Linked DNA regions of Mus musculus: all the other regions are linked to region 1. Evidence: chromatin loops called from intact Hi-C (ENCODE). Cell type or tissue: left cerebral cortex. All regions are shown on one strand. Region 1 overlaps Zeb2 (zinc finger E-box binding homeobox 2). Region 2 overlaps Arhgap15 (Rho GTPase activating protein 15). Region 3 overlaps Arhgap15 (Rho GTPase activating protein 15). Region 4 overlaps Zeb2 (zinc finger E-box binding homeobox 2). Region 5 overlaps Arhgap15 (Rho GTPase activating protein 15). Region 6 overlaps Gtdc1 (glycosyltransferase-like domain containing 1). Region 7 overlaps Arhgap15 (Rho GTPase activating protein 15).

Region 1 (4,000 bases):
CAAGAAAAAACGTGAATACCACCAGCCCCTCCCTACAAATCCTGAAGCATCCAGTTTGAGATACAAAAAGGCTGTCATCTCACAAATGTTAAACATACTAAAAAAATCTGAAAAAAAAAGTACGGAGAAGGTGTGAAAGCGTGGCACTTTACAGCCCTCAAAGCTTTTTAAAATAGAACAACTTTTCCCCCTAAAATTCTTTTCAGAGATTTTTTTTTTCCTTTTTGGCTCATTTGAGAGTTTCTTTCTTGGCTTTTTTCCCCTTTCATTTGAAAATATGAATTATCATAAAAAGTCAGGGTTGGGGGGGGGGAATGGGAAAGTCTTTTCCAGTTTTCCTGTGGATTTTTTTTTTTTTCATCTGTGTTCAGGCATCAGGCCCCTGCAGCCAGACCAGGGCTGGGTCTCCAAGCCCGCCCCCTTCCCGCCCACCCTCCAGTGCCCCCACCTCCTAGGTCATATGATGAACAATCATAGTTATTAAGGCCAAATTGTAAGTAGCGTTCAGGAGTGGGAAGTCTGCACACCTGACCCCAAATCTAACAGGCGTCTGGGCTAGAATTCAATCTTAGACTTTTTACCTCAAGTGGAGCTGTGGCCACGAATAGTACAGACATGCCATCTTGTAACACTATATGCCTGTCAGGAGGGACAGGCAGGGTTGAGCATCAACTATATAAGGCTGGTAACTAGGGAAAGGCCCAACAAACAGCCACAAACACCTAAGTTACTTTACTCAACCACTACCCTCTGAGCCTCTCCCTCTCTCTCTCTCTCTCTCTCTCTCTCTGTCTCTGTCTCTCTCTCTCTCTCTCTCTCTCTCTTTTCATCTTGGCTTTCTGTGGCAGAATGCAAATGGAGCCTGCCGGCGGTGAAGGACTGAATTGTGATTAAGAAGAAGAAGAGCTCTTTCTTTGTTCTTCCCTCAGGGGATGTTTACTGGGAGAGACACAGAGGATCAGATATGAAAGGCATTCAGGTCAGCATTGATGTGAGCGAAAGTGAAATCATACCTAAGGCATTCAAAAGACCGCCGTGTCAGGGGTTCAGCTAACGGTGCAGCTACTGTGTATCTTCCCAGAGAGGCAAAAAAAAAAAAAAAAAAAAAAAAAAAAAAAAAAAAAGAAAAAAATCCTCCCACTGACTGGCCATTTCTTTTTTCCCTAATTTGCTACAAGATTATAAAAGCACCCCCCCCATTTACTTAGCACCACATGACACAACAGTTAGGATTTTTCTCTCCTCCAGGACCACACAGAAAATCAAACCAACTTCTAATCATTGTATTACATAAGTGAAACAGCAAGGCACTATCCGATCTGTGAAATATTTGTAAACAGGTGTACTCGTGTAGGTTACATAGATGTGTGATATACAGGGGAGAGTGAAGAAGAGAGAACTCCAGAAGACACATGCATGAATGACTTTTCCTGTCAGCACCTTGACAGGAAACACAACGCAACACACATGCACACACACACACACACACAGACACACACACACACACACACACACAGAGAGAGAGAGAGAGACAGAGAGAGAGAGAGACAGAGAGAGAGAGAGAACAGAACATCTTAAAATGAAATTATTTATTTTGTAATTACTGGTTACACTTTTCCTGAGAGCTTTAGCTCTGATACAACTGTCACCCGAGATAAAACTATCTAGCACACCGCTTATGAAGGCAAGGCTTTCTCCAGCCTGATGATTATTATTGTCCTTCTTTAAAAACTGCCTGATGAAGAAATCCTTGGATCTTACGTTTAAAAGTTTACACTCCCTACAGCCCAAACAGTCATTCAATAGGTTTTTTCCAAGTGGTAAGCTGATGATGTTGGCACAAACAGAGCTATATAAATATATACAAAATTCACAAATCACAGCAAACACACTAGCAACAAGGAGGTTCCTGGAGGTTCCAAGGCTCAAAGATTAAAAGAAAAATCACATTTCATCTTCTGGTTGCTTAAGAAGAAGGGGAACTGAAGACGTGGGGCTGCATTTCCTGGTCTCCAGTCATCCTTCCCTCTGCTCTGTGTTCTAGTCTTCAACATTCACATCTTGGTTAAAAAGCATATCTGGGCTTATGTTAACATCTGCTTTTGTGCTGACATTTTGTATATTTTCAACTAGTGTTTCTGCATCACAGATTTCCCTCCTTTATCTCTTTGCTCTAAAAAGAGAAGCAAAGAGCAATCAAAAAGGTGTCTGACTTGGCCATTCAGACAATTGCCCCCTTGTGGGAACGCAGGGGTGAATGGTACAGTGGACACCCAGGACCGTTGACGTTATAAACATGTAAATGAAACACATTAGCGCAGACAATCAATTGTCTGTGAGCACTGCAAACCTGCACTCCCTCTCTCTGTGACAGGCACAAAATAGTGTCTACCTTGGGAAGCCACAGTGCTGATGAAGAATAGGACAAAGAATCTCCTTTCACATAGAGAAAAAGCACCTTCAGAGCTTGGAAGAACGCAGATGACAAAGAGAGTTGTAAGGAGAAGAACTCCCACCCCCGGAATAATTACGCCCCTGATAGAAAGCTAACAGCAGCCTTCATTCCTACCTTCAAGGGAAGCACACACACACACACACACACACACACACACACACACACACACACACACACACCATCCCAGGAAAATAAGGCATTAGAGTCTTGAACGACCTCTTGTAATTTTCTTTAAGCAAATTAAGAAGGAAAGAACGAAGGGAAGAATCCAGAATCTATGACAGAGCAGTTTGACAGGGAACTACAGACTAGGTTTTCTCCACATTCGAAAACAAATGCTAAACGCTATGAAATAATTTTTTTCTTGTACTTGACAACAGAGTAGCATTACAAAGTTTAAAACCTGAAGCCTACCCCTATCCCTGGTGGACTGCCACAGCAAGGATGCCACCGGGCTGGCTGCTGGCTCTGCTGGGAAGCAAAGCACGTGTCTACCCCAATTGGCATCGTCTTTTTCCAGACCAAAATAAAACAAATAGATCAGTCTAGATACATAGCCCCCAGCCTTGTGTGTGCAGTATCTCCATGGAGAGAACAGGATGGGGATGGATCTCTCTGGAGTACCCTCAGAGCTGGTACCTGCCGCACAGACAGCCTGACTGAAAAGCAGGCGAACAGTCTCCCTGTGACAAGCTCACCAACTTTAGGAAAGCAACTTGCCAAAGATTTCCACAGTGGCAAAGATAGGTAAGTTGTGACCAGTTACAACCTGAAGGACACCATCCTGCTTCGATGTGATTAGAGGGTCTGTCACTTCCAGCTGCCCATCCCAACTTTGCCTATGAGGGAGGAGAGTGGAAACCCCAGTCTAAGAAGGGGTTGTTTGATTGCAGTCGCATTTCTTTCCATTTAAGCGACTCTGCAATGGAGTCGCTTCTCCACTCCTCCAATGCCCTTCAGCAGCACTGATAGAACCTCCACTCCTTTTAAAAGAGTGAGAAGGAGCAAAGGTTTCTTTCAAACAGGGACAATCATTTCTGCTCATCTGATTACTCCTCCCCGAGATATTCAACTTGAGTACTTTCCTTTACAAACTGAAAAAAATCACAGAGCAAAGGTGTTTGGTGAAAGCAGCCCTGTCCACTACACCCCCCTCCTAGGCAGCCCATAGGACCCAAACCTTTAGCAGAAACTTTGAAACAAAATCAAGCTAACTTTTCCTTCCTTCTTTCGTTTCCTTCTTCTCCCTTCCTAATTCATTTTCTTTTTCCACTCAAAGAGAACTTCATTCCCTTCTCTGAGACAGGAAGACCAGCAATTTCATTTTTTGTTAAAACACGCATGTTGTCTGTGTGATTTCCCAGAGACTGGTGGTGGAAGCCGGGAGACTGGGAAGGTAGGCCTTTCTTCCCAGATGGCTACTAATCATGAAGGAAACTGGAGCATTCTAGGACCTGCTGCCTGAAATCAGGGGTGAAAGCAACAAACTTTGCAAGTTTCAAACCGGCTGCAAGTGGTGGCAGCCTGCAGCAGAGCCTTGCCATT
Region 2 (4,000 bases), 1.0 Mb before region 1:
GGTAAGAGCATATTCGTTCATTGCAGCACAGAATAGAGATCCCCCATTGTGCTGCTGAAGACATTGGAATCCAGGGACACTGACCCGTGTACTGCCCTGGTAGCAGAACCAGAATACAAAGTCAGACCTCAAAACAAAACAAAGGGCTATGTGCTCTCTTCTATACACCAGGCCCAGGTTGGTTTTTCAATGAGCACGAACCACGTTCCAGTTCCAGGCTTGGCGAGAGTGGGGAGAGTGCCGGTAGACTTTGAACTGCAGCATGAGAAAACCCTCTCTCCACCTTCTGCCTTACATGCAATAGCATTCCAAAGGGCAGTTCATTTTACAGAGCCACAGAGCTGGCAAAAGAAACCTTTCGGCCAAACTGCCAGGTGACCTAGAACAATTCACAGCTGACCATTGCCTCTCCATACAGCAATTAACTTCCTTTTCCTTTGCAAGGGCCACCCATGATGCCTGGCCCTGCCCCCTGCTTTCCTTGGAGCTGTGTGGGGCAGCACCTGTGTGTGTGTGATTGGGACTGATTCTCACACAGGTGGCCTTTTATTTTTTTCATCTGTGCCATAGAGTGCAAACAACTAACCTTGTTCTTTGTTGGCTAACTGGGGGAGATATTTCTTGATGGGTATTTCTTACTGCTACAAAAACCAGGGCTGGGGAGTTGAACCCTGCCAGGATAGATCTGCATCCCTTTGCCTCTCCTTTGAGACTTTGAGGGATTAAGGGTTAACAATATCAGTAGTTCTTGTTACTGTGACTCTTCATATTTCTGTGTTTGGAGTCAGTGCTGATGACTACATCAGTTGTGTTACTTAAAGGAGATCTTTAAGTCAAAATGAGAACGTGGTGCAGCCTCATTTTAAGTTTGCTTAATGTTTCCAACCATATTTTAGAAATAAGTCAAAATACTTTCTCCTTAAGTGCATTTTTCTTTTGGTTTTAAACCTATGTGTATTTTAAAGGTCATTCAGTCTGCACATTTCCAACTCCTCGGGTCTTGAGCCATCACTGCGTTATTTTATATAAGAGGCACTTAATGTCTCAGGAAGACGATTTTTTTTCCCTCAAGACCGTAAGTTTCATTTTGTCAAGAGTGAACAAGCTTGTAATGGGCCCCGATCACAGCCTGTTCAAGTCCAAAAGCTGGAATTTCAGAGGGGTTGGAAGTTGGCGCAGCACGTTTCCCATCCGTAGCTCAATCCTCTCTGTTCCCTCCCAGCTTAGGCAGAAACACATGGAAAGGATATCCAGCAGAGCCCTTCTCGGTGACATCTGCATCTGGAGGGGTGTCCTGGCATTCGGCAACACAGCTCTCTGTCCCCCAGGGAAAGGGAAGGCTGAAAACCCCAAATAATAAGAATAATCTATTGCAGATTTCAGGTTACCAAAAACTTAGAGAAAAGAATCACAGCCAAACACTTAGCATTGTTGCATGTCAAAGGAAGGCTACTGTAATTTCCCCCCTTGGGCATGTATTTTTCATATTATTATGCATAATTATGCATATAAATTTCAATATATTTCCATATTATATTCAAAACTCTCCAATTGTGAATACGTAGAATAAAACAATTGATGGCAATTATTGCATTTGGAGTTAAGTCCTAGTCACTGGAAGCACTGGGCCAGCAGTGGGCGCCTCAAGCAGCCGAAAAGGCTCCCTTGAACATTCTTCTGGATTTAAGAACAATTTTTCTAATAAAGTCAATCTGGGATTAAAGAGGCAAAAGGAGGTGCTGACAAAGAAACCAGAAATGATGGTTAAGAAGTTTGGATTCCAGCTTTGCTCCAAGTCTTCCTTTGTTGCCTCGGGCAAGTGACTTCACAACTGAGTCTTTCTCGTCCCCCAAACTGGGGACAGTTACACTTTGTTCTTTCCGGGGTTTTTTTCTTTTTTCAGATTTAATATTTCATGTTTCTGAGACAGCAATCTGAAACGTGCCCAAAAGAATAAGGTTTTCTGATGTTTTCAAAAATCAAAGAAAGAAAAAGAGTGGGAGAGAGGGAGAGAGGAGAAGTTGGAGAGAGAGGGGAGAGAGAGAGAGAGAGAGAGAGAGAGAGATTGGAAAATTTACTACATTTGAATCTTTTGGGGGAAAGGAATAGAGTATTTGGTGTAACACTTTGCTTAGGAGGTCTGAAAGAGTGATAGGAAAGCAGAAAGCAGTTTAGCTTATGACAGGCCTGCTGACCCAGGTCTCTATAGGACCCCGAGGGGTTTCAAAATAGCCCGAAAGCAACACATATCCGGACCACAGCAAGCGACAAAATGACAGGAGTCTTTCTGAGCTTTTTCTTAGGGTTTGAATTCTCCTTTAGAAATGTATGTTATGAATTATGATTACTGCGCTACAGCCAAGTATTCACCGGGCTCCAGCTAGATCTTTGTTTAGCGAGCATAAGCTCCCTGCCAGCTGCAAACTGCAGCTGTCTGTCAGCATTTGTAAGGACAAACTACGCTGCTATCCCTGATCACTTAGCTGTAGACTACACACTGTGTCCTCAGATACGCTCGGCGCACCCTTCGCATGCGTTTTCAATACACTTCCTGTGGGGGTAGGCAACAGTGCTTTGCACGCACATTTTGGAGCAAATAGCTTGACGCTTATGTCAAAATAATTCTTCAAATAATAGAGGGTTTTGTCCCCCCAAACACTTCTTTCTGAGAGGCTGTGTCTGGCGTGACATTTTCCCATCCCTGATATCACCAAGCAGACAAGGGAGGTTGCCACGCTTACACTCACTGCACAGGCCTGCCGAGCCAGCCAAGAGTGCAAGCCCAGGCCAGGCGCCGGTCTCAGCGCTCGGGAATGTGGGGGTGAGAAGGCCACCTGGAAGGGTGAAGGAGGCAGGGCAGAGTGGCCATTGCCCTGCAACATGGTCTGGAGCTGCAGGCAAGACATAAAGAATTCTTATCTCAGCCCAAATCCCATCCAGAATGTGCAAACTGGACCGAAAACTCTGTGGCTTTCCAAGAAGGGGCTTTGAAAGATGATTTTAGACTAGAATTTGTCGGCCTTCTAGGGGTGTGTGTGTTTTCTGTAATCTCTAGGCACATTTGGCTAGGGGGAAGCTGGCGGCAGCCGACCAGATTAATTAAAGTGTTTGCAGGGTTAGTGAAAGTCTACGGTGTTTTCATCATCAGAGTTAAGTCATACGGGGACAGCAATTTGGAGAACACTCCGAGAATTATCCTAGAAACTTAGGAACGGCCAGCTTGGCTTTCCCCAGTCATTGCTTACCTGGTAAACCTAATACTGAAAGGTCTTTGGGTTAGAGTCACTCCTTTTATACTCGCTGCCATCAGAGCCTGGTTGAGGATAGGTCATTTGGGGATATTTTAATGATTCTATTTTCTAGTAAAGAAAAAAAAAAAAAAGGTGGAATTGTTCCCGTTCACAGGGGTATTATGAGAACTGCGTTTTGCTACAGAACAGTATTGTTTCCACAAGGAATGTTCTTTCCTGAGAGAAGAGGCACAATGCAAATTCAAGTTCACAGCAAAACTGTACAATATGTAGCACATGCCCAAAGTTGGCCTAATTCACTCAGCGAAGAAGAAAATATCCTAAAGTTTGGAAAGATAGACACCTCTCGCTCTCCCTCTCCCTCTCCCTCTCCCTCTCCCTCTCCCTCTCCCTCTCCCTCTCCCTCTCCCTCTCCCTCTCCCTCTCCCTCTCCCTCTCCCTCTCCCTCTCCCTCTCCCTCTCCCTCTCCCTCTCCCTCTCCCTCTCCCTCTCCCTCTCCCTCTCCCTCTCCCTCTCCCCCTCCCCCTCCCTCTCCCCCCTCCCCCTTCCCCTCCCTCTCCCCCCTCCCCCTTCCCCTCCCTCTCCCCCCTCCCCCTTCCCCTCCCCCTCTCCCTCTCCCTCTCCCTCTCCCTCTCCCCCCTCCCCGTGTATGTGTGTGTGTGTGTGTGTGTATGCCCATGTGCGCATGCACATTCTCGCACTTGAGTGTTTAGGGTTATGTGTGTTTATCAGCAGGGGAGCAGAGACCT
Region 3 (4,000 bases), 1.1 Mb before region 1:
CAACATCATGTAGGAGCTGGGAATTCAACTCAGTCCTCTGAAAAGCAACATTCTATCTTAACTGCAGAAACCTCTCTCTCTCTCTCTCTCTCTCTCTCTCTCAAATAAAAAAAAATTAAGAGTACTTAGTAGATCTCCAGGGCAGAATTAAATAAAATACTAATCGGTACAAAACTTGAAATGCTGGTGAGGGTGGGTCACTTCATTAATAAACCATTCATGATACTTTAGTTTTTCTTTTCTTTTTTGTTTCCTTGTTTGTTGCTTCAGTAAAACTATTTCTAAAACATGGCTTATGGTATCTGTATACTGTATGGAAATTTTACCGATAGTCTAATGGATTGGAGAAAACTTTCAGTGCTGTAATTCCATGGAGACTCTGAAAATAAAAGGTGGCGATGAGTTCTAAAGGAAGATTTCTTGGCTTATTTGAAAATTTAAAAGACAAATACCAAGGTGGATTCTGCCTTTCTCCTTGGAATGTTCACTCCAGAACCGATTCTCAAGACAAATGATACTGAAGGCTTTTCCCCAGGCACTGTTTTTGTGCAAAGCATAAAGATTGATTATTACACCCCCAGAATTACTTTAGCAATTCTAACTTTAATCTGATAATTAATTTTCCAAAATATCACTCAGTTGGAAATAGTATGTTTTTGAATTATGGACAAAAAATCTTTGAAAGCACACTATATAATTCTAATTATGCTAACCATTATTCCAAAATGTATCTTAATGAAATCCTCAAAAAATTATAAAATAATTTAATGTAGCATTCTTTAAAAACTAAAGGTAGAGGGTGGCTAGAAAGGTGTTTCAACATTAAGAGCTCTTGTTCATCTTGCAGGGGACCTGGTTCTGTTACCAGCATTCATGTAGTGGTTCACAGCTATCCATAACTCCAGTTACAAAAAAATTCAACACTCATAATGTCTGTCCACATCAAACACATGAGGTGCACATAAATACATACAGGCTGAACACTCAAATATGTTAAATAAAAATAACTGTAGAAGAAAGATTTTAAAAGAGATACATATTGCTGGAAATATAACTCAATGCTAGGGCATTTACCTAATTGTTTTCTAAGTGGGAGGTGGGGAAGATCTGAAAAGAGTTGGAGGGAGGGGCAGCCATAATTAGAATATCCTTGTGAAAACAATTTATTTTCAATAAAAAGTTAAAAAGTACCAGGCAATGTGGTAAATACATAGATTCCTAGTATTCTGGAAGTTAAGACAAATAGATTACATCAAGAGCCTACATACTGAGTTCAAGGCCAGCCTCGACTACAAACAAACAAAGATAGCTGTGGCAATATTAATTTCAGATTAGATGGTGCATGAGCAAGAAATTATTGGCATCCAAGGCTAGACCTAAAATGATCCCATTTCTTTAAGAGGAACTTGTTGGAGTTTGTTGATGCATTTATTTTTAAACTGGAAAAATACAACCGTGTATTTACAGCAGCGGGGCATAGGTGAATGCCTTCCTGTCTTCACATACTCTGTTTAGGCCAAATGTTTGTTATAGATACTTCTAGCAATTTTTTTTGATGATTTAAAAACCTGATAACCATTTTGCTACATAAGTCAATCTGAGTTGAGATTATGCAATATGAGAGAGTTATCTAGATATATAGCCTATGGACCTTGACCTGAAATCAATAAATAAGCCTCTTTTTGTTAAGTCTAGGGTCCTAAAGTGATGAAATTGCATATCAGTTTCATTATATCATTCATTGGTTGATGACTGGAAGCTAAGCAATTCTACAGTAAAGGAGAAACTGTTTTAGAATACACTAAATTTATCCTGAGGTATCTTAATAATTGATTTTTGTTACTCAGTATTTCTGGAGCCTGCCAGTAATAGTCTTCGGTTCAATTATGCCCAGAACCAAATTGTCATTGAAATCTGGGGCCCCAACGTTGCCATAATGGAACAAGCATTGGGAGCTTTGAAGTAGCAATTCCTGTGTTGTGATTCCATCTCCTCAACTGTTCTCCTTAAATCAAGAAGCTCTCAGATGCACAGACCTAAGCAAAACGGAAGTGGTCCTTCGGGCTACTTCCTGATGAATGGGATCAGAAGAAGAACGACAGTCACCCGAATCCATCGATGAGAAGGTTTAGGGAGTGTTATTCCCATGCATCTTCACACTTCTCTAGGAAACAGGTGCTCCCCGCGAATCAGTACACTGACAATGTGGGACGTGCAGCTTCCCCCTCCCTGAACCGTGCTCACTGAATGCTGCTGCGTGAACACAGGGAAATCCGTTGCAAGGCACAATGACAGTGGCCACGTTTGTGCAAACAAGTGTCTTACTGAAAGCAGCAAGAACACACTTGAAAGGATCTCTCAGAACCTTCCATGTAAAAGCATGGCTGCCCAGTGCACACGCGCACACACAGTATTTCAGGGCTACTCGTAGCAAGCAAACAAAATATGGTTCAAATGGCTTAGCAATCCCAGAAACGGAACACACCAGTTTAATGAGGTCTCTGCTTGAAATTAAAGTGGAGGGAGTTTTACGGAGAGCAGTATTCAATAACAAAATATTAAATGATAAACACAGATTGCTTAAAATCAGACGGGCCATTTTAAGAAAAGCATTTTAGCTCATCATGATATGTAGCACCTTATTTAAATTAGGAGGTGTTAATTCGTAGCTTGAATAATATATTAATATAATATGTAAAGTGAATGGCATTGTTAATCACAGTCGCGCCTGGAACGACTTTGCTTCTGTGCACTGAATGTTAATTTTGCAAAACATTAATTTCAAAGATTTTGCAGCAGTGCTTTTGTAATTAAATATTAATGTCACATGTTATTGCAGAAGCATGTTTATGAAAGCCGGCAACACTTCAAGTCAACTCATTTGTTTTTATATTTATTCTTGTACATCTGCAATCCCTTCCATTTCACCATTTCAAAGTGCAGGCCATTTTGAATAGTCAATATGTGAACATTTTTCATTGTAAGCGTTTTTTAACATCCAACAGGGTAAATATTTAATGTTGTGTTTTTAGCTGGTATAATTTTTCAGAAAATTGGCTATAACTTTTAACAACTCAAAGGTACCTAAACTGTCTCCAGTTTTGGCTTAAGTGATCTGAAAATAAAGTAGTAATAAATGTGATGAAGCTATGTAAAAATATTCAAGAATTCAAAGGCTCTCTATGAAAGTTGGAAGTCACAAGAACTGTTCCATGCACAAGACATTTCGGCACGGATTCATTTTAATGTCTTTATTAAAAGTTCTGAACCTAGGCAAAGGATAGGCAGATCTGGCTTGTGAGTTTGATTCATATGTTTGAAGTCATTCATTTGCTTTAAAAAGGAGAGAGTGTTTTTTTTCTCAGTGTTCTCTTCAAATATATACCTGATATATATGACCAAATCGCTACAGCTGCCTGTCTTCTCCAAGACACTCCCAAGGTGTGCTATGTAGTTAGTCTAAAAGCTAAATCATATCTGTTTTTTATCTGGAGAGCAAAACAATACTCAAGGCATTGTAGTTTAGAACTATTCTCTTCACCAAGCAAAGGTGTCTTCTACAATGAAATGAATTATATATATATATATATATATATATATATATATAAAATTTAGTGAGTTACCAATATTGAAAAAATCCTGGAAAAATCATGATATATTTTGTTTGGTTAGCGGCATGTTTAACAGTTAAAAATTATATCTGCACCTGATGTTGTATGTTAGCAGCTAATGCCATTTGACAGTGATGAAATTAAAGGATGAAGAAGAGATACAAACTACATTTTACAAGCATGATGGGTCTCCAACAATGCCATTTAAATATTATTTGTCACTATTTAAAATGAACCTTTCCCCTTTAAGCTATGCCATTATGCTCATTTGTCCTGTCACCACTGACAGCCTATATGACTCACACACAAAAATGGTCATTAGGTACTGCATCTTCATCTTATTAAGGGAAAAAAAAGGAAAGAAGGAAAGAAAGAAAGCATTCTGATGC
Region 4 (4,000 bases), 43 kb before region 1:
CAGAGGCCACATTACATGAGACCCAAGTGTTCTCAGAGTGTCACTGTGACTGGCTGTGCTAGAACCTGGCACGGATGGGCACTGAAAGCTGACATTATATTTCAGGATGCGTTGCAGGTGTGCCGGCCTGGGAACGTGCTCTAATTACATATTTTCCTGCCGAGCAACAATTAAGGTCGCCAAAATAATTGCCAGTTTCTTAATCCCTCTCTAACAAGACTGACATAAGGAATGGTTTATTTTTCTCTGATTGTTTTGAAAGTGTTGCTCAAGATTTTGGTTTTCTATGGAACTGCATAAAACTAATTCTTATGTTCAGATGTGTGATTATTCCCATTGTTTAAAAAAAAAAAAAGGACCCGTCTTTGAATTGTGATAAACTAAAATCATAGAAAAACAATGTGAACTATATAACCTGGTAGGTGACTTAAATGTTTTTCTTTTAATGGAAGTAAAATTTGCTTTAAAACCCCCGTTTTCACTTTCTACACTGTTCACCTCGTGCACAACATGTAAATATGCAGACGAGAGGAAAAAGAGCAGAGCTTAGGAAACAAGACAGAATTGGTTGATTTTTCACTTTCAGTGTTGACTTTTGATCTCTTCATTTTCAACTCTGGGTTATTCCAGAATTGCATTAAATGTATGGTTCCACTCACAGAAATGTAGAAAATATATGCGTTTTCTGGTGGTTCACAGATTCCCTAATCCAGAAATGATTTCCAGAGTAGGTACCCAGTAGACTAGTAACTACTGCAATAATCTCCACACCTCCCTTTGCCCATCTCTTTCCATATTCTCTGTACCATCTGACCACGATGTGAAGGGCACCGTGTTTACCAAAGGTATCAGCAGTCAAATTCATATGCTTTGTCTTCTTAACTAAAACTTATTTCTCCCATTACGTTGTCTATTTTCCATTGCAGTTGGGTTCATTGGGCAGAGCTCCTTTAAAGAATTTTGAGGCAACGAACTCATTCTAGCTCCCCTTTTCACAGGCAGAGGACAGAAGTGGGTGACCTTTGGGCACTTAGTGGACAATCGAAAGTCAGGTCAATCACAGCACAATTTAGCCCAGGCTACACGGTGCAGGCAGCCGAGGTAACAGGGTTAGGGGAACAAGAAGCCTGAGCTGGGAGAGTGGGGACGGGGGAAGCAACACTGGCTCTATCTGTAATGGAGACTTCAAAGGGGAGACGTTTAGAAGGATTGAGGAGCGGTGTGGCAAATGGAACAAGAGGCCTGTCTACCTGCCCAGTCGCTGAGGGAAGGAAGAGGAATGGCATGCTATGAGAGTCAGCAAAGAAAGGAGCCACCAACCACGAGAAGCCAACTTGGATCCTTTTTTTGTGTGGAGACAGTACCATAAGGCTTTGTACAACTGGGGCTGTCCCAAACTGACCCATTTCTAGTGTCCCAACCATAAGACTTCTTGCTAAATACGGCATCTTCAACGATTGACAAGGCACTGTCACCCGAGTGCTTGAAAAGCCCACTCTTATTCTGGTTAGAAACCAAAGCTCTCTCCTTTTCTTATAGCTTGGATGCTAACCAGTGCTGTCTGGCTGAAGTGAGGGCTCTTCTTCCAGGAGATGAAGGAAAAGCATTGATTTTTTTAGTTCCAATGCTGTGTGTGTGTGTGTGTGTGTGTGTGTGTGTATGCACGTGCTCGTTATTGACAACATGACAAGGAGTGAGGAGAGACACTCCCTTACAGCAGCTGCGGGGAAGGCAGAGTACAAAAAATGGGGTGTGCCACTGAAAGTCATGCCATCATTTCTCGATGCAGTGCCCAATGCCAGCAGCTCTCTCTTCTCCTGCCCCCCTCCTGTTGGAAGCTGTGCCCCATAGCTCTAACTCATGCCTGTTCCTTCTTACAGCTTTGCTAACTGTTCAAAGAAAGGATCTTTCCCTCCCTCCTTGTTACATACGCTGAATGAAGGGCTCACCTTGAACACCACACTCTATCAGCCACTCAGCCAACATCTCTTGAACGCATGTAGTGTGTCATATCTGAGCCTTGCCAAGCTGTTCTCTCTGACACTGACCTGTGAGGCTTTAATGGGACTTAGTACCTGGTAAATAGCTAACGGTTTAAAATAAAATGTTTCAAATGACTCCACGCTTTAAAAGATGATTTTCCTGGGGCTGGAGAGATGGCTCAGCAGTTAAGAGATCATAGCACTTTTAAGAGAGGACTGGAGTTTGGTTCCTGGTATCTAAGCCAAGTAGATTCCAACTGTCTGGAAGTTCAGCTCTGAGGGCATCTGACTCCTCTGGCCACAGTGGGCACCTGTGGCACACTCCCTCCCCCCTTAATTGAAAAATAACAAAACCACATCTTTAACAAGATTTTTTTCTGTCCTATAGAAAGGTATAGTCATCAGCGAGATAAGCTTGTGGCTTTTGTTTGTTTGCTTGTTTTGTTGGTGGTGGTGTTTGGTTGTTTTTAAGTCAACTGCAGCTCAGTGGCTGCCTCCTGCGCACAGCACACACTGGCTTCCCGGGCATGCCAGGCATACCCATTTCTGACTGGTATAAATGCCATCAGTACTGAGCATTCACAAACACTCAGTATGCTGATCTCTGGAGTTTCTGCAGACTCCCTGATAGACACTACGCTGCAATTCCACACTACCCCACAGCAGGCTTTCTCCCTAACCCAATTTCCTTGACCTGTGTTTTCCTTTCAACCAGACTTCAGAGACAAAGACAGAATAGTAAATTCATTTTCTTAGAAATACACCACCAAGGTTTCAGTCTGTGGGGCTGCTACTTATTTGCCTTACCTGAAGTTATGTCAAGACAGGGTATTAGTTCACTAAATAATGTTTTTCTCATCACTGTTATTACTTCAAAATGATCATTAATGTACTCTTTGGCTTTCGAAGAGGGGGGACCATCAAAGGAACTAGTTTCCCCTAATTCAAATTTTCTTGAAAGGTAACTGATTTACAAACAAATTACTTGTGCCTTGTAAGGAACTGCCAAATGTGTCTGCTCATTTGATACATTTTCAAGGGCTACAGTGTCGAAATGGAACTGTAAGAAGCTCCCGTGTGATCCACAAACAACTTCACGCTGTATTACACGTGCATCAGATACTGAGACCAAACTCCGAGTTGCAAGCAACCTGTGATGCAGAATGCTAGCTTGGCAGAGGCTCAAACAGCTTATTTAAATTGCAAACTTTGCAGTCACTACTCACAGGTGATTTTGAAAGTTCATTATAGAAACTAAATAGCGTCTTCTCCATACTTTGTTTCTTAAATCACACATACATCATCTTTGAGAGATGCTATTTAATGTTTTCCTCACAGAAGCACATCAACTTTGTTAAGAAATTGCCTAGGAGACTAAAAATGTATTTAAACCAGGCACGAAGCTTAAACAAATATTCCAACTGGAGTACAGATAATGCTAGAATTCCTGGCTAGGAATTTCCAGGATGGAGTTTGCTATGAATAGAGGTCACGTGAGGAGTATTTTTGAAGGCATAACTTTACAGCATAAGATGATCAAAGCCAAGTATTAATACATTATTTTATCGGCTCACCTTCTAAACAATATTTCAGTAGATTTCCTTTCACACAGTGATATTTGTAATAAATGTTCTGCCTTTGTTTTAAAGTCAGTCTGTAGAAAGATGACATCAGCTTACCAAACAATAAAGTGCCTGTAATATTGTCTCCAGAGGGCTGTTACATTTACTTTGTAGCAGTAAAATTCAATTTTCAAAAAACACTACATGAATGATGTTAGGTTATTAACCCTATCACCACCGTAAAACATCATTATTGTGTGTAGAATGTAGGTCACAATCTAGAAGCCATACATTTCTTTTTTTGTCAAATAATCCACTTAAGCTTCTTTTCTCTCCTCGGGTCTGGGCTGCATCTCTTCTTTGGGGGCAGAAAACATTGCAGTGTTCTCAGCTGGCTGGAGGGTCTCACCCCCAAGTGTCTCCACAGCTCAGCTTTGAACTCTTCTTCGCCTTCTC
Region 5 (4,000 bases), 1.1 Mb before region 1:
AGAAAGATCAGCAAAGGAAGATCAGAAACTGGTAGATGGGTTCCTTAGACCATCTATGCACACATTCAGAGATTTAGACTGGAACTGGAATGTAAGTCATCTTTAAAGGGTTTCTGGAGAGCAGCAGCCATGCAGAGTTAGCCCTGGAAGAAAAATGGAGGGGAGTAGGAACACGTTATTTGTTGAGTTAGTGAGAGAATTTTTTTGAGTTACTTTTGGCCTACGATTTGGTGAATTATCAAGATTTGCTAGAAATATTGATAGATAATGAAAATAAATAACCTCAAGTGACAGAGTAATTTTAATGGGAAAGTTAAGAATTTACCCAATATTTTAGAACATTAAAATTGAGGAGCTTTTCAGCACCCGTTCCTGTTATTACCCTGACCCTGGACATGCCTACTATGCTATTTTCTCTGAAACTCTTCAATTTGCCTTCAACAGAAGTTTTTCACTTGAAAAACAAAAACAGTTTTTGACTTTTTGTTGTCTGCCAAAATTGATTAGCTGCAACTCAAGTTTAGCTATGTACTTTTAATTCATTACGAAAAGTACTGCATGCAAATTTAGACATCAGTGTTCCCCACTACATAAAAACAAACTTACATAAAAACAGCCTGCCATTCAGGCATGGGGGAATCTTTGATATACACAGGTTTAGAAAAGCACTCCCTCTGAGTTCCTTCTGATAGCATCTACCCTCACTGTCTCACCGCATCTCTACAGGAATTGAGTCACGAACACAAGTTTAGGGCTCTGATGCTTCCTTGAGAGTGAATGACATCTTAATCTGACTCAAAAATAGCATAGATGATTTAGAATTGTTTCTTTTGAAGCTAAATATTATTATTGTATTTACAACTAATGGAAACTTATTAGAAGTTGTCTCAAAATTAATATTTGCGTGTAAGGTACCTGGCACATTTTAAGGTTATGGGGACTGGTTTCATTTTTTTTTTTTTAATTAAAAGTTGTGAGCTATAAAATTAGTTCTTAAGGAAAACTTTAGGTAGCGGTATAGTAAAGAGTAGAAGAATTATGAAGCTAATCTTCTTTGAAGGATACAAGCCCACTCTGTCCAGATTAAATAAAACATCACTGATACCACCTGAGACATTTCATTTGCCTTTACAATAAAATGGTATTTCATAGAAACTATAACAGGGGTCTCACATATTTACAGTACATTGGCTATCTCAGGGAAGTTTTGATGACCTCCTGAAGACTGAGGTGTCTAAGTGGTCCTCTTTTATACGGGTCAGGAGAACAGGACTAGAGAGCATCAACTAGTTTGGTTTTGTGAGGCTAACCCCTAAGGAAAAGGTGGGGGGACTAAGAGTAAGCAGATGAACAGGTAAATCCCAAGAGCTGAGGAGTGGCCAGTATGACTTGTTGAGACTGTAATTGGAAAAAGGTGAGGGGCTGCTTTGCAGAGCTGAGAGATGCACAGAAAACTCAACTGAGTTGATACCTGATTTTCTCAGAAAGGCTCCCTGATATCAGCCATGCAGAATTCAGCAACACCAATACACAGCAGCTGCTTTTCTACCCAGGATAATTTACCTTTTTTTTTTTTTAACCTTAGTACATTAAAGTCTCCCAGCATTATTAGCAAGCAGTTTCATTTTAAACCTCATTTGCTATTAATGTGATTTTTAAAGTGCCCCCAATGCTGGAAAGTATTATTCATTCGGTGTATTTACTGTATGGGTTTTTGAGGATGTAAAGTCAAGAGAACAGCCAGAATCAGCTCAAACTTGCCCCACATGGTTTTCCTAATACCCTTCAAATCCTGACTTCTGCCATTGAAGCCATATGTCTCTTTAAGCAGATACACTCTGCAGTGCCAACATGTGTCAAGGACATCCCTAGGTTACCAAAATCATTTTATGTGCAACTTCTTCTAATATCCCAAAGTACTCTCCCACCTGAACCCCACCCCAACCCCTAAAATACAATTTTAATAATAGGCATTAAAATGTCATGCTGATAATAAACTCAGAGATATATTACAGAGGATCTGCCTGTATTTTCTTTTTAAATGCTTTTGGCATGAACATAATGGCGTGTGTGCACAGACTCACCCGCAGTGCCTAAATTCTATTTTTTTTAAGGTTTTGGTTATGAAGTAGTGCAAAATTTCAAAATCAAATTATTCAATGCAGAAATGTTAACTTACAGAGAAGCTGGGAAGACAGGGCTATAAATTTTTGTTAACGGACAGTGCAGAGAGATTAGAATTATACAGACATGCAATGTTGCATTTTCATCTCTAGTCAAGAGTTTTATCACCATATTATCTTGTGTTGCTTCTGGGGAAGCGACAAACAGTAGGTTTGGCCATCTCAGGGACAGAGGTCTCTGGAAACTGCACCTGCTCGTTATGTGAGAAATCCTTCTGTGGGCAGAGAGAAGGATTTCAGCATTATTCTCAAACTGTTGCCTAATTCTTATAACTTGTGCATGTATTTTTTTTTTTTTTGAGTCATGATTGTACAATCTGTTACCCATTTTGGGATAAAAACACTATTGAAATCAAGCATACTGACTTAACCAAGCTGCATTTTTTTCATGAATCGGGTTGTAAAGTTGATTGTCACTGTGCAGCCATGTCTTGTGTAAATTCACACACACACACACACACACACACACACACACACACACACACACGGAAGGGCATCATTTAACAATTTACTCTTCTCAAATAAGGAGCTTTTTCTGTTGTCGTTGTTGTCGTCTTCCTTCTGATCTTCACGTCTTTGAAACACCATGAGTCACGGTGTTTCCCATGTAACAAGCAGCTCGGTTCTTTATTGTCTGCGAGGCTTCCATGTACTGCAGCAAATTTGAATTGGATATGTTGTGTTCAAATTGATAGTACTGAGTAAGCCAAGAAATGCGTGCCTTTTCCTTTAAATGGGAGCTGCGGCAAGGCACAGTTATGGTATGGTATACTGAACAAGTCAGTCGGCACTGACCAAAATGTTGATGGATATACAGCAGATCAAAACGAGGAGAGTCATTTTGAAGTGCTCGGTATCTGTCTGACATGATAGGCTTATGAATTTATACCCCTTTGCAAAAAAGAGTCTTCACATTATTTTGTCAGTTTGTTTCAATTTGAGAGGTGTAGAAAATTGGTATTCATTTTTTTGATATAACCCTTAAATTGTACAATTTAAGAAAACTGGCTGAAAGAGATAAATTAAATGGGTAGAAATATTTTCAAATCAAAGACCGACTGACATATATAAAAATGATGTATGTTTCTTACATGGTCCACAGGGGGAATTCTGCAGGCTTGCTATGATCTCTACAATTTGCTTCAGGGCAAACTAGATTCTGGGATATTCTATTATCCCTTTGGTCTGTTTATCATGGAAACTGATGTACAATCGAGAGTCCTTTTGGTCTTTCTTTCTGTCAGGCTGGAACTGGAAGGAATTCACTTATCTCGTCTGCTCACCTCCAGGAAACTGCTGCCGCAGAGTTCAGTGACCAGTAATCAATTATTATTGAGAAGCAATCAATTGCTAATTTCCATAATTATGCACATCTAAACACTATGAACAAGGAAGAGAAACAAAGCCGCACTCCAAGCCTTGCCTTGTTAGCAGTATTTTGTTAACACAGGCTCTAAAAAAAGCTGCCGCAGCTGGTACCACAAATGTGTTTCCAGTATTCAGGCCATCAACGTGATTCGTCGCTAAATGTATAGAATCAGCTTCTTGCTAAAAACTACAATTACAGGTGATATACAGATTGAAATCACAGGGCTGGTTTGTCGAAGAAAATTGTCCTAATGATGGGTTTTCGGATGGGGAACGCAGCTCTTTTCTTTCTCTGTGATGGGTTGTGAAGGCAGCTGCACCTGCCTCTATGCTGTATTCTGCCGCACTTAATGATATCTGATGATATCATTAGGCAAAGTGTTCATAAACAGATGTTGAGCCTGTGCCTAAATGCTGTCAGATGAGCGGTTGCTGGCCTGAAACAGTAT
Region 6 (4,000 bases), 470 kb before region 1:
GGGAAGTGGGGGGGAGGGTATGGGGGACTTTTGGGATAGCATTGGAAATGTCATTGAGGAAAATATGTAATAAATTAAAAAAAAAAAGAAGGTGGTTGGGGATACAGTAAAAATTGCTCATATTATTTATTGAATCATTTCAATAGATATCTTTTAATATTTTCCATGATTCAATTAGAAATGTATATTAAAGAACTTTCATGAAAATTAAGGCCTAGTGATTATCTTCAGAATGAGTCTTTGTATGAATGCTTGGTTTCTAAGATAAAACAGCTAATTTCTTTAAGAAACAGAATTTACCTCAATGAATGATTGACACACCACTGCTAATTGAACTTGGGTATTTTCAAATATGAACTATGTGAAGCTCACTTTAAGGAAGATAACTGATAAATGTTTTTATCATAAACTCAAGTGTTTAACTGACCAATAGGATTTTGGTGAAATTGCATCTATACCACGAGCTTAACAGCTTTCTAAGACTGAAGCATGTTTCTTCTGAGTTTCATAGTGATGTCTCAAATTCACATGATGAATCCTGTCAATGGGCACCGAATCTGCACTATGTGGTGAGGCTCTGTTTTCCTTGAGACCTACACATGATGCTTAGAAAATCTATTCAATCTGCAAGGAACAGACCATGGATAATGCATTGTGGTTGGCTCCAGATTCCATGATTCCAAAGTGCAACTAACCTTTAACAAAGCCCTTTTGTTAAGTTCTGATATAGCATCAAAGAAGAACATCTATATATGCATAGTAGTTTCTACAATACTCCTTTTAAAGTGCTATCTCTCTATGAAGCAGGATTTTCTTTATAGTCTTCTACTTAAACTTCCCATTGCAACAGGTATAAAGATGCAGTAAATTAATATAAATTAATTTATTTTGGAAACTATGATTTTTACAGAATATAATTTGTTACCATGTGCTTGTTATTGTATTCTTGTTATTTAAAATGACAATGTGAACTGGCACACAGCTGTAATCCTAGCAGGAGGCAGAGGCCAGACTCTTCTACAAGGTGAGTTCAAGGACAGCCAGAGCAACATAGTGAGATGAGACACTGTCTCTCTCAAACAAACAGACAGACAGACAGACAGACAGACAGACACACCAAAAAGGAGGAGGAGGACCACGTGATTTACAGAGTGCACTCAGTTTTCATCTGAAACAGGAAATACTCATAGGTATAATCTAAACCAAAGCCCTTTTGTGTCTCATTCCTTTTGTTAACCTTGGTTATTACCATGAGAATATGTGTGAGTGCAGTAGCGGGCAGAGCACAGCCCTGTGGAAGTGCTTCTCTCCTTCCACATTTTCATGGGTTTGGGGTTAGAACTCAGGTCCTCAGGCTTCCTCATGCTTTTGGCCTCTGGCCCATCTGATTGTCCCTCTCATTTTTAAGAGTGTTTGTCGGGGAACAGGGGCCTGGACAAGTGTGAGCTTTTACTATGTTTTACATGCGTTTTGACTCTCCATCTAGCAGTGTGCCTTTGTGGCCACTATGATATAGAAACCTTTACATAAAGCTTGGAAGCTGGTTGCAATGCTGGACTTTTTGGAAAGAAACAGCTTTAAAAAAACAAGCATTGCTAAAGCAGTGTTTTTCACAGGCCCTTCTCTAAGTCATTTCTATTGGCTGTGTCGTGCTGCAGATGTTTATAACAAAACATTAAGGACTGGTTAGAAAGGAGGAAACAAATTCCTCTGCAGAAACCCCAGAAAGTCTGCTAAAATACCGTCAGTTATTTATCTACTGTCAGCATAGGTTCTACACTACAGTCCTCACAATCTCAGGTTCAGAAAGGCCAAAGAGAGGCAAACCTTACATTTAAGGGTCTGTTCTCACACAGACATCTTAACACAGATGAAAAGCCAGAATGTATCTTCTAGAAAATGCCACTGACTTTTGATACATATTTTACAAAGTACATTCAACATCTGGCCAACTCAGTACAGGATGTCTTGGAGGTTTAACACAGTGTTTGAGCCTTTCATGATCCCATCATGGGAGATACTACAACTGCAGGACTTCACGACATAGTTCTCGTGAGGAGGAGGAGGAAGAGGGAGACAGCACTGCTGCTATTCCCCCTCTCCATTCTCCTCTAGAGAATGGGCATGACCAAGATGAAGATGAACGGGCAGCAGAGCTTCCATAGGCACTCATGAGTTAAAGTGGCTCAGATGCAGACCAGGGCACAGTGAGCCAAAGTGTGGAGCTGTGAACCAACAGGACTGTAAGAGACCCAGACAGCCCCACTCATTTCCAGTGAAACCTTTCTTTCCCTGAGGACACAATTCATAGTGCTAGGTCAGTGATGGGCTTTCCAGCCATACAATTGGAAGTCTAAATGAATGCGTGCTTGAAGCTGGGGAAGAATGCTGAACCAGAGTCTTAATTTTCTAATTCATATTCACCAATTAAAAATAAACTGATTTTTATGAGCAAATTTACATAAATCAGATGATAAAGCACCTACCACTAAAGGCTAGGAGTTCAGCTCCCAACATTTGCATATATTCTCCTAAAGAAAACATAGGCATCTTAGCTTTTCACTGAAGAGTCTTGCTGTGCCGGAACTCTAATGGGCATAGAACAGTAAATTTTGAAGAAACTGATTGCTACCCGTGTAGCTAGTAAATGTCTGCCTAGACCCAGTGGCATTTGAAAAAAGTGTTTTATCATAAAATTATCCCAGCAGAGTCCATTCTGCACGCTAACATCATCATCATCATCATCAGTACTCCATGCAGGACCCAACAGCTCTGGCACAATATTGCCAGTCATTTATCTGTTGTCAGCACAGGTTACACACTGTAATCCTTGACTGCCTCGGAATTAGAATGTCTTTGATGTCCCCACAAGAGTTTTTTGCCCGAAGGCTTTACCAATGCTCGGCGGCTCAGTGTTTATTCCTCCTAATCTCCCTCTCATCTCCAGGCTAGCAGTGACAGATGGTTATGGGCACACAATAGTATTAAGAGTTTGATATTTTTTTTATGCTGTGCTCTCTGTACAACAAATAGCTATCAGACGCGGGCCAGAGAGCTGACATGGCTCGCGTAGGTAATGGCAAACAAACAGCTCGGGTTGATGCTTTCTGTCATTTCCCCTCCTAACCCTGCTTGTTTTCATTGTATACTCTCAAAGGTAAACTATATTAACCTTATAGACTGTTATTAAAAAGATATATCTATATGAGCATAAAGTGCTTTTCTTTTTTCTTTTTCTTACTCTTTTGATTATGAAAGTAATACTGCTGACATATTGAACAAATATCGCATGTCAACATAAATTTTTAGTGTGTGATAATATCCCCTTCATATAGCTGTGTGTCAGGCGGGAACCCGTGGATGATGCATAGCAGTAAATAACCCAAACAAAATTAGTTCTCTTGTCAGCTTCTACCTTGTATGTCCCCAGGCATCAGTAAAATTGACTGCACGCTAGATTTTCAAAATTAGCCCTAATGTTAGCTATGTGTCTGGCAACCTCCAAGTTTCCAGTGTTCTACTATATTACCCGTAAGGATGAATGTGTTACTTTTATATTTTGGCATTTACTCTTGCTGATGCGGCTTTTTTCCCCCTCTTCTCCAAATTAAAAATAATTTAGCTCTAACAATAAGAATGTGCACAAACATCATGCTGCATCTCTTTAAGCAACTAACTTTAGGCAATTAAATTAAATTAAAGCAAAAATATACAAAGGAAGAGAGGGAATTATTCAATTTAATATTGTTAATTTTATTAACATAGCTCTGTCTAATTTTGTGCAAAGTGTTGACTAACATGGTTCTCAATGTTGTGAGAACCTTGCCTCTATACTGTTGTTTTATACCCACAGTCTCCAAATTATTTAACATTATTATGAAAATTCTCAGAATTGACTTTCTTGTAATAAGTCTCCATGTAGAGGGGAGCAAAGGGTAATGGACGAGAGGTCTGCAGAAGGCAGCAATGCGGGTGGTACTTCACCTTCAGATAGGCTCAT
Region 7 (4,000 bases), 970 kb before region 1:
TCTATAGCACTTTCACATCCCAGTAAGAAATCCTGTTGCCTGGGTCTGAAGAGCAGCCTTGACCCAGAAAATGTGCAAGATACAAAATGGCCTCTCCCAATAGGTTGCCTAGTCATACTGTTTTGTGGGTAAATTTGGGGTAGATTAGGTATCTTTGAATTGTCAGTTTCTGCAGTGAAAGCTGAAAAATGAGAAACAAACACCATTTGACTAGAAATCCCCCAAAAGAAAACTTGTTTTGAGAATGCTAATTTATAATCATAATCTCTTCCCTCCAATTACATTGCTGAAACAGAATTTCCACTTATTTACACAGAATAACTAGTGAGCTTCAAACAACCTACTAAGAATGGGAATTTCTAAGCATAGCTTACACTCAACCTACCAAGCTACCCAATGCTCCACAGAGCCACATGACTCTCAGGCTCTTAATATGGTTTATTATAAAATCCTTTACCTGCCTCAAAGCACTTCTCATCAAAGCCACTTCTAAGCCAAAGCTGAGGACTAAAGAATGCCTTTAACAGAATCCTAAAATAGCTTTTAACCCGGGGCTGAGAGAGAAAGTGCTTTTAACCTAAAGTGCTTTCCTCTTACGTACTTCAGCGCATACCTAGTGCTCAGCCTTAGTGGCTTGAAGAACACCCTTAAGACCCAAATGAAAGAGACTCCATTATAGATATTCAAACCTGTTATATTAATACATTACAAGCAATATTTGAAATCATTAAGCAGTTTTACTCCTACTGACTTTGAGTCTTTTCTTATTGAACTCTACATTCATGCAAATAAATTGAAGTCTTTACCACTTGGGATTCTAACAAATCTATGCTGATATTAGAGAGAATACAGCCTTCTTACCTAGACTTTGCTTAATTCTGCAGTAAAATGTCTGTGCTCTCCCCAACCAAAAAGAATCTTTTGATTCTTAATCACTGGATAATGTTTTCATCTTTAGTCTCTATTAGTTGGCCTGAAAAGATAAATTATTTAGAATTAGTTCACTTAATTTGCCCAAATTTTATGCACCACATTCTTTCCTTGTTATTGCAATTATCTATAATTTATAAATAAAACTTAAAATTTATTTATTTATTTCAAGTGTATAAAAAATTATAAATAAAATTATTTATCTCACAGTAGTGTCTAACCTCAATAAATCATCCCTTTCTAGTTAAAGAACATGATACCTGATGATAAACTTAACTGGACATGAGTTATTCTAAGCTTTGTGATTGAGCAAGCAAGTTTTGTTAATGTCTATTGAAAGAGTATAAAGATTTGGTAAACAAATATTGGAGAAGATAGAAAAATTTGACCCACTTGAATTTTTATAAACAATCCTCTTTCTATTGTTGATTGTTTCCATAATTCTAAGGTGGTGAAGATGAGCACATGAAAAAGACAAAATATTGTCGACTCCCGCTGCTAGGAAACACACCTTGCTAAGCAACTGTCTGTTTATATCAATCATCTAAAACTCAAGCAGTGAACTAAGGTTTATTTCCCCCAGTGTCAATTGACAATGTCCTGTATTCGGATTTAAATCACTTACTTTTATAAAATATTTTTCTTGTATGTGTTTATCTTTCATTCCTTAGTGAATTGATTTGGTGACTGGAAATACCTAATGCATAAGTATAATAATTTAACACATACATATAAAAACAAGAGGAGAAGGCTAAACTTATCTTTTTCGACTATGCAACATCTCTGTTACTTTGAACACTAGTTTTTCACTTAGTTTCTTTTACACTTTCAGCTGAAAGTCACCAACACTGTGAAACTATCCTTGTATTCCTCCCTCTCGTTAATTCCAACTTCTCTTCTCAAAGCTATTGTCATATTATCATATCATCCTTCTAGACTCTGGGCTTCGAACTCAGACACCATCTTATTCATCTCTGTCCATCCTGGGTACATATTGCCTAGGCTGAGACTAGGAACTCAGGTCGGTGGGCATCTCTTTGGTGAGTCTTGCTCTTCTCCTCATCTTTGTTTCTTGGCTATCTTTTCTCTATTCTTCTTATTCTCCATCTATTGGACACTGTTCAAACATTCTGGGGCTGAAATATTCCATCCCTGTGGCTTCTAATTCCATCAGTAGGTTGATATTCTCCAAACTTAAAACGTCAGCCTCACACTCCAGACATGCATATTCAAATGTCTATTTGACATCTTCCTGGGTGCTTGGTAGACATCTCAAATTTATCCAGAGCAACCCTTGATTCCCTGGCTCCCACGTGTTCTCTATTTCAGGAAATACCACAGCCATGTGCCAGCTGGAGTCACCCTCCACTCTAACTTTGTCTCTTTCACTTCCATCAGCAAATCCTGCCTAAAAATATATTCTAAATTAAACCACTTTTAGTCACTTCCGTTATTACCATCCTTATCCAAGTTCCATCCTTTCCCTGTGGAATATTTCACCAGCCCCCTGCCTGGCCTCTCTGCTTCTCTGCTTGACCCTCTTAAATTTAGTCTCTGCACAGCAACTGCTCCAAGGAATCATTTAGAGATGTAAATCATACCATTCACCCCCTGTCCAACCATCTTTAACTCCTTAGCATAAAACTATATTCAAAGTTATGTTTAGTGTCCTCTCATGACCTATGTGTTTCTACCTGCCTTGGCCCATCGTTTCCATTTCCTCAGCACTGTCCTGCTTCCTGGTCACCCTATGTCAGCCAGTCAACCCTCTAAGCCATCGGTTCCTCCAGAAGCTCTCTGTGTTTTCTCTTTCCCTGTATGTTTACATTGCTCAGTTCTCTCAAAAGACATTCATTCAGAGATGACTCCCTTGGATGTATCACCAGTTCTACTGTTGCTTGTCTGTTACTGACTTCATATTATGTATTAATGTGCTTATATTTTCCTTTCTACACACACACATATGTGTATATGTATGTATACATATATATGCATATATATATATACACATATATACATATATGTATATGTGTATATATATGCTATGTAATGATATACCTTTTTACTGTTTCCTAAAGACATTGACAAAATCTTGAATGGATACTTTGAATGGATGAAATAATATCGTATGAAAATTATTTTGTCATTCTCTCTACTATTGTGATTCGGAGTGTGTTTGAAGGGGGAACAGTTTGGTACAAGCAGAGAGTATGGGTCAAAGTTGCTGTCTAAAACAAACAAAAAAATAGAATTCCATGCTCACTGTCCTAATGGGTTGGTAAGTTGAAGAAACTAATTTCCTTCTGGCTGTTGAACACTCTTGGAACATCCCATTTCACCAATCAGGAAAAAAAAAATAAAAGCACAGTTGGGGAGTAATTCCATGCAAGCAGGACCTCATACAAGGGCACCCACCATGGATCTGTGGGAAGGAGATACTCCTAGAAGCCTAAAACGGGAAGACGAAAACTGTATAAGGTACAGGGAAGAACACTGCATTTCCATCTGTGTGGCAGCTAGCTTTCACCAAAATACACCCTTGCTCTGCTCCTGTCAAACAATGCTACTACAACGACAGCCAGCTGTCCATCTTCAAACGAAATCCTCATCCCCACAGATTGGAGATCGCTGCATTGTCTAGGCAAATCTCCAGGTCAGTCCTCCCACAGTGGATGCTGCTAGTGTCTATCGTAGAGCTATGAGGTTCAGTAAAGTAAAATGGACATGAAGGAACAATGTGAATGATCTAGCAGGAGCAAGGTACATGCATAACATTTGGAAATGCCTGCTTCTTTACAGTTTAAAATTCTGAAAAGTTGGAACCATCCATTAATATTCTTGTACTTGCCTCTTATGCCAAAAGTCATAAGGCAGTTCGAGGTTCACTATATGCTAGAGGTTTAGCAGAAAATCGTCTCAATGTTTTGTATTTATAGACCAAAAAGAAGTTGCTTATTCTTTTAATCAAAGCCATAAGGTTTGCAAGAAAATGAAGCACTAAAGAGATATGTGGTAGTACACTCATCTTCCAGCACTAGATAGACATCTGTATTCCATGCAGACATAAACT

Evidence for each region. A loop is a pair of places that touch in the nucleus more often than their neighbours do. Peaks named below come from ENCODE experiments on the same cell type or tissue, not always from the same donor. Only the 100,000 strongest peaks of a DNase experiment are listed, where the experiment ranks them.
Region 2: a loop joins it to region 1, with 3.0 times the contacts of the local background. A loop is called at or near these places in 3 of 42 quality-filtered maps.
Region 3: a loop joins it to region 1, with 5 times the contacts of the local background. A loop is called at or near these places in 5 of 42 quality-filtered maps.
Region 4: it touches region 1 in a loop (2.1-fold over the local background); 3 of 42 quality-filtered maps call a loop at or near these places.
Region 5: it touches region 1 in a loop (3-fold over the local background); 4 of 42 quality-filtered maps call a loop at or near these places.
Region 6: a loop joins it to region 1, with 4 times the contacts of the local background. A loop is called at or near these places in 2 of 42 quality-filtered maps.
Region 7: a loop joins it to region 1, with 2.5 times the contacts of the local background. A loop is called at or near these places in 3 of 42 quality-filtered maps.

What each region holds. Positions count from the first base shown.
Region 1 is chr2:45,102,464-45,106,463 of GRCm38, forward strand. The region is part of intron 2 of Zeb2 (zinc finger E-box binding homeobox 2); the gene reads right to left. Among named protein-coding and RNA genes, the nearest start is that of Zeb2os, 6.7 kb to the right of the region's middle. In left cerebral cortex, a CTCF peak has its summit at 2,238 (motif pointing left); a DNase peak (open chromatin) is centred at 35; H3K4me3 peaks cover 2,696 bases; H3K27ac peaks cover 3,826 bases.
Region 2 is chr2:44,102,276-44,106,275 of GRCm38, forward strand. The region is part of intron 8 of Arhgap15 (Rho GTPase activating protein 15); the gene reads left to right. Among named protein-coding and RNA genes, the nearest start is that of Arhgap15os, 39 kb to the left of the region's middle. In left cerebral cortex, a CTCF peak has its summit at 1,636 (motif pointing right); DNase peaks (open chromatin) are centred at 1,664, 2,532 and 3,463; H3K27ac peaks cover 2,235 bases.
Region 3 is chr2:43,983,985-43,987,984 of GRCm38, forward strand. All of the region lies in intron 6 of Arhgap15 (Rho GTPase activating protein 15), which reads left to right. Among named protein-coding and RNA genes, the nearest start is that of Arhgap15os, 79 kb to the right of the region's middle. In left cerebral cortex, no CTCF peak of the experiment used is centred here; a DNase peak (open chromatin) is centred at 2,250; H3K4me3 peaks cover 364 bases.
Region 4 is chr2:45,059,238-45,063,237 of GRCm38, forward strand. The region is part of intron 2 of Zeb2 (zinc finger E-box binding homeobox 2); the gene reads right to left. Among named protein-coding and RNA genes, the nearest start is that of Mir5129, 38 kb to the left of the region's middle. In left cerebral cortex, a CTCF peak has its summit at 2,638; a DNase peak (open chromatin) is centred at 1,730; H3K27ac peaks cover 4,000 bases.
Region 5 is chr2:43,975,048-43,979,047 of GRCm38, forward strand. The region is part of intron 6 of Arhgap15 (Rho GTPase activating protein 15); the gene reads left to right. Among named protein-coding and RNA genes, the nearest start is that of Arhgap15os, 88 kb to the right of the region's middle. In left cerebral cortex, no CTCF peak of the experiment used is centred here; DNase peaks (open chromatin) are centred at 2,340, 2,588, 2,895 and 3,677; H3K4me3 peaks cover 284 bases; H3K27ac peaks cover 1,603 bases.
Region 6 is chr2:44,629,887-44,633,886 of GRCm38, forward strand. The region is part of intron 6 of Gtdc1 (glycosyltransferase-like domain containing 1); the gene reads right to left. Among named protein-coding and RNA genes, the nearest start is that of Gm52509, 23 kb to the right of the region's middle. In left cerebral cortex, no CTCF peak of the experiment used is centred here; DNase peaks (open chromatin) are centred at 1,541, 2,231 and 2,871; H3K4me3 peaks cover 1,409 bases; H3K27ac peaks cover 1,884 bases.
Region 7 is chr2:44,129,227-44,133,226 of GRCm38, forward strand. All of the region lies in intron 9 of Arhgap15 (Rho GTPase activating protein 15), which reads left to right. Among named protein-coding and RNA genes, the nearest start is that of Arhgap15os, 66 kb to the left of the region's middle. In left cerebral cortex, no CTCF peak of the experiment used is centred here; DNase peaks (open chromatin) are centred at 2,241 and 3,527; H3K27ac peaks cover 964 bases.